Regions from separate parts of the Homo sapiens genome. Here region 1 is linked to region 2. A link is a loop called in an ENCODE intact Hi-C map of the cell type or tissue named here. Cell type or tissue: breast epithelium. All regions are shown on one strand. Links, peaks and the distances in the headings refer to the core of each region. The heading gives the core; the rest is flanking DNA.

Evidence for each region. A loop is a pair of places that touch in the nucleus more often than their neighbours do. Peaks named below come from ENCODE experiments on the same cell type or tissue, not always from the same donor. Only the 100,000 strongest peaks of a DNase experiment are listed, where the experiment ranks them.
Region 1: a loop joins it to region 2, with 10 times the contacts of the local background. A loop is called at or near these places in 1 of 110 quality-filtered maps.

What each region holds. Positions count from the first base shown.
Region 1 is chr6:44,343,756-44,346,672 of GRCh38, forward strand. The region is part of intron 2 of SPATS1 (spermatogenesis associated serine rich 1); the gene reads left to right. Among named protein-coding and RNA genes, the nearest start is that of SPATS1, 2.6 kb to the left of the region's middle. In breast epithelium, for the core only: no CTCF peak of the experiment used is centred there; no DNase peak of the experiment used is centred there; H3K27me3 peaks cover 557 bases.
Region 2 is chr6:43,593,744-43,596,660 of GRCh38, forward strand. All of the region lies in intron 4 of POLH (DNA polymerase eta), which reads left to right. Among named protein-coding and RNA genes, the nearest start is that of POLH, 19 kb to the left of the region's middle. In breast epithelium, for the core only: no CTCF peak of the experiment used is centred there; no DNase peak of the experiment used is centred there.

The DNA of each region.
Region 1 (2,917 bases), core at 126-2,625, 750 kb after region 2:
GCACGTTTGCCTTTGGAGAACAGTGTCATGGCGCTGAACAGCCACAGTCTCCCAGAAAAGCTCAGAGTGCGCCTGCGCTCAAGTTCTCATTTACCTGTTATGGGTGAGTGGCCTGAGTGCTGCAAAAAGGGGTTGTGAAATATCCAGACTTTGCGGGATCAGATCTTAGCTTTCTCCCTGGTCTTCTGTATTCTGGGTGTGTGATCTCCTCATTCTCCTTCACAGTGGGGAGAAAGGAGGGAGGTACAACTCATTCCACCCAGCTATTAATATAAGCTAGGACCGTAGAGAAGGAGGAGCTGGAGGAGTTAGAGCTATTAATTGTCCAAGTGTGTCTGCAACAGCAAGGAGAAAAGGGTTCTGGGATTCTAACTTTAAGCTCCAGACCTTCCTGCAGTTTCCAGTTTGGGGTAAAGGAAGAAGCTGCTGTTTTAAGGATGTCCTAGGGAGGATCCATGTTTTCGAGTTAGGGGTAGCAGAAGGGTACCAGGTCCCAGACCACATTAATGAAAGACCCATGGTGTCCTTTCCTGCTGTGTAGGTGAGTCTATTCAGGAGAATACATCTGAGTTTAGCTTAACATGGAGTCTATGGATTTCAGCAAGGAAGGGGCTCCACAAACCAATTGAAGATACGTGTGTGTGTGTGTGTGTGTGTGTGTGTGTGTGCATTTTTCCATCAGAGAACCGATTGCTTTCATTACTGCTCATGGGGGAGAGGATAGAATCAAAAAACGGGTTAAAAACTTCTGTCCTTGATCCTTAGGCCCCTTGTGAAGCAGATAAGCAGGGGTGGGAAATAGTGTTTGGTTAAATGAGTATCCATGTTAAACAAACATGGCTTGATGTATTATTTTTCTCCCTGCCAGACAGAGCTATTATGACAATCAGCTGAGATGACAAACATATGAAAGTGCTTTGGTTATGTAAGGTGTTATTCCTGCCTAAAAAAATGGAAATAATTATCCTGAATTCCACAGATGGCAATAAAGAAACAGACTTTCTTCCAAATTCTCTTTTTTCCCTTGAATTCCTTTCTGGTTACCAGAACCTTCTCTTGGCCTTTAATTACATCATTTCTTCTTAATTTTGCAGTGTTTTAGAAACTTGTTAGAATTTTCTGACTTCTGGCTTACTTGACATTTATTGCGCTTGAATAACAATTTTCATGATAAATGGTGAAACTTTCAAGCAGGGTGTATCTCCTTAGTGTGTTTGTCTCCCCACAGCCTTCTGAGCTAGATGGGGGAGAGGGCAGCCACTGGGAGCTGGGCGTGGAGAAGTAATTGACTTGCTCAGAGTAGCTGGATGGTACTCTATGCAGTGGGAGCATCAGTATTAGTATTAGCGTCAGTATTAGTAAGTGTTCAGGCTTGCAATTCCAGCTTCTCTTCCAGCTAATCTTCTTTTACCAGGGGAGGGGCGGGGAGGCATCTTGAGAACATGTTTAAGTGTCTCCAGCTCAAGTTTGAGGTTGAGTTACTCTCAGGAAGATGCCGTAGTCAGCTTGATCTAGAGAGTGTGCTGTTTGCCAGTTTAGCAAGAGATTGCTCTTCCCATCCTTGTCCATCAGACAAGCTTTCCCCATTATAGTGGCCACAGGCCACTTTCTAGAGTGCTGCTGCCACAAAACTTTTCAAGCAAGCAAGGAAGTGTGCTAAAGTTTTAGGTGTGTTTCACTGCTCGCTGCTTAGGGAAATGCAGTACATTTACATTTTGTTCCTAACACAAACAAAAAGCTTGGGAAAGGACCCTCTCTGATACCATCCATAGAGCCAACCAATTCTTGCTTGGGTGAACTCTCAAGTCCTATAGTGGCAATATACAACTAAAATGTTTACATGCTATGAAAGGCAGCCACTGTTAAAACCTATGGCCAAAAATTACCATAAGTAAATCTTACTGTAAATACCTCAGAACTCACATGCAATTATTGACATAGAGGACATCTTTGGCCTTGATTTCATTTCATTCACATATGTGAATCCATTCTACATCTCCAAACATGCATTTCATGGCTTTTTCATAGATACATTTCTAGATGTAGAACTATTGAGTCAAATGACATGCACTTCTCATAGGCTTCGGAAGTCACATATGGCCAAATTGCTCTTCAGTAAGATGGGGACATTCCCACCAGCAATGATAGGAATGCCATTCCTCCAAGCTGTGCCAAACACCTGGGTGTTTGCAAACGGATAACAAATAATGGCATCTCATTTTAAATTCGGTTCTTCAATTATTTGGATGGGGCCACGTACAGTGTCTCATGCCTGTAATCCCAGCACTTTTGAGGTGGGTGGATCACTTGAGCTCAGGAGTTTGAGAGCAGCCTGGGCAACATGGTGAGACCCCATCTCTACAAAAAATACAACAACAACAAAAAAATAGCTGGACATGCTGGTGTGTGCCCATGGTCCCAGCTACTTGGGAGGCTGGGGTGGGAGCATCACTTGAGTCCTAGGGGCAGAGGTTGCAGTGAACCGAGATCACTCCAGCCTGGGTGACAGAACAAGACCCTGTCTCAAAAAAAAAAACAAACCCACAAAATAACCACCCACTCCCCCAAACCCAATTATTAGGATGGATGAAATTTCCCCCAAATACATATTGGCTATATGTATGTGTTATTTTATTTTATCTTATTCTGAGATGGGGTCTCACTCTGTCACCCAGGTTGGAGTGCAGTGGTATGATCAGGGCTCACTGCAGACTCGACCTCTCCAGCTCAAGCAGTCCTCATGTCAGCCTCTCAAGTAGCTGGGACCACAGGTGTGCAACACCACGCCCAGCTAACTTTTTAGTTTTTTGTAGAGACCAGGTCTCCATATGTTGCCTAGGCTGGTCTTGAACTCCTAGCTTCAAGCAGTCTACCTGCCGCAGCCTCCCGAAGTGCTGAGATTGCAGGCATAAGCCAC
Region 2 (2,917 bases), core at 185-2,684:
GTGGCGCATGCCTATAATCCTAGCTTTTCGGGAGGGTAAGGCAGGAGAATTACTTGAACCCAGGAGGCAGAGGTTGCAGTGAGCTGAGATTGCGCCACTGTACTCCAGCCTAGCAACAGAGTGAGACTCCGTCTCAAAAAAAAAAAAAAAAAAAAAGAAAGAAAGAAAAGTTTTTTCTCAGCTTTCATGGGCATTTAACACCAGAACTACCTGAAGTATTTCCTGTAGTCCATTTCATGGTATTGAAGAAAAACCAAAATTTTATAGATTTTTCTTATCAACTAGAGAAAAGGTAAAAAGCATTGTAGGGAAATAAGGGAATTCTGCTTATCTTCTGTGGTCCCGTTCAGTTAATACAGATAAAGGATTAAATTTAAAAATCTACATTGCCACAGGATTGCAACATTACCCAATCTGGGAAAGCAATGATGAAAAAAATCTAAAGCAGAGAAAATTTAGCTCTAACTGTTTAAAAAGGTCCAGAAAGTCATACAATTACAGTAAATTATTCATATTTTTGTTTCCCAAAGCTAATATATACTAGTATAAATTGTTTTAAATGATGGATGTTTTAATAGTATTTATTGTTCTTAATATGTGCAAGCCTTGGTATTTCAGGAAAACAGATAATTAAAAAAAAAGCAAAAAATGCGCAAGCCACTGTGCTGAGGAACTTTATTTTTAAAAACTACCTTTTGGCCGGGCACAGTGGCTCACGCCTGTAATCCCAGCACTTTGGGAGCCCTTGAGGTCAGGAGTTCAAGACCAGCCTGGCCAACATGGTGAAACCCCATCTCTACTAAAAATACAAAAATTATCTGGGCCTGAAGGTTCACAGCTGTAGTCCCAGCTACTCCGGAGGCTGAAGCAGGATAATTGCTTGAACCTGGGAGGTGGAGGTTGCAGTGAGCTGCACTCTAGCCTGGGCAACAGAGCAACTCCGTCTCAAAAAAAATAAAAAATAATAAACTATCTTTTAATCCTCATAACAGCTATATGAAGTGCAGTTTGTAGACAAGGAAATTGAAGCTTAGAGAATTATGTAACTTGTCCAAAGTCACATGGTCAGTAGGTTATGAAGCCAATATTTGAACCCTGCTTGACTGCAGAATGTTCTTTTAACAATTATGCTCTACTTCTTATGGCCATACATGGTGGTTTACACCTGTAATCCCATCACTTTGTGAGGCCAAGGCTGGGGGCTGGGGAGGTGGGGGGCATATGGGGGGGGATTGCTTGAGTCCAGGAGTTTGAGACCATCCTTGGTGACATGGTGAAACCCCGTCTCTACAAAAAATACAAATTAGCTGGGCGTGGTGGCATCTGCCTGTAGTCCTAGCTACTTGGGAGGCCAAGGTAGGAGGATCGCTTGAGCTCAGGAGGCAGAGAATGCCCTGCCAAAAGACAGGTTTTTTTTTTTTAGTTTTTTTTTCTTTTTTGAGGTGGAGTGTCACTCAGCTCACTGCAACCTCCGCCTCCCGGGTTCAAGTGATTCTCCTGTCTCAGCCTCCTGAGTAGCTGGGATTACAGGTGTGCACCACCACGCCTGGCTAATTTTTGTATTTGTATTTTTAGTAGAGACGGGGTTTCACCATGGTGGTCAGGCTGGTCTCAAACTCCTGACCTTGTGATCTGCCTGCCTTGGCCTCCCAAAGTGCTGAGATTACAGACGTGAACCACCGCACATGGCCCAAAAGATAGTTTTTAAAAATAAAGTTCCTTGGCCGGGCGCAGTGGCTCATGCCTATAATCCCAGCACTTTGGGAGGCCAAGGCAGGCGGATCACGAGGTCAGAAGATCAAGACTATCCTGGCTAACATGGTGAAACCCCATCCCTACTAAAAAAAATACAAAAAAATTAGCCGGGCGTGGTTGCAGGCGACTGTAGTCCCAGCTACTTGGGAGGCTGAGGCAGGAGAATGACGTGGACTCGGGAGGCTGAGGCAGGAGAATGGCGTGGACCCAGGAGGTGAAGCTTGTGGTGAGCCGAGATCGCTCCACTGCACTCCAGCATGGGCAACAGAGCGAGATTCTATCTCAAAAATAAATAATTAAATAAATAAAATAAAGTTCCTCAGCACAATGGCTTGCATGTATTTTTCTTTTTTTTTTTAAATTACCTATTTTCCTGAAACACCAAGGCTTGCACATATTAAGAACAATGAATACTATTAAAACATCCATCATTTAAAATAATGTATACTAGTATATATTAGTGAGCCAAGATCATGCCACTGCACTCCAACCTGGATGACGGAGTGTGACTCTGTCTCAAAAAATAAAACAATTATGTCTACTTCATATTACAGATAAAAGGTAAAGAACTTTAATGTGGTACTAGAAAGCTAGCTAGAATAGTTGAAGGAGAGGACTTCATAATAGATAAACTTGCCATAAGCCCTAAAGTATAGATGTGTTTAAGCAAAGGAAAGAAGAACAGAGTTAAGGGGTAAGAGCTTGCCAGGCGCGGTGGCTCAGGCCTGTAATCCCAGCACTTTGGGAGGCCAAAGCGGGCAGATCACAAGGTCAGGAGATCGAGACCATTCTGGCTGACACGGTGAAACCCCATCTCTACTAAAAATACAAAAAATTAGCTGGGCGTGGTGGCAGGCGCCTGTAGTCCCAGCTACTCGGGAGGCTGAGGCAGGAGAATGGTGTGAACCCGGCAGGCAGAGCTTGCAGTGAGGCGAGATCATGCCACTGCACTCCAGCCTGGGTGACAGAGTGAGACTTCGTCTCAAAAAAAAAAGAAAAAAGAAAAAACCTGAATAAAATAGGGTGGTGGGTTGCAGTGGATATGTGAAATATTTTAAAGTAGGTTTTGTTGACTAAATGGCTGCATAATGAGGAATGAAAGAGAAAATAAGCCAATATTAATGTGGATTTTAAGCCCTTAATAGAAATAGGGAGTTGGTTG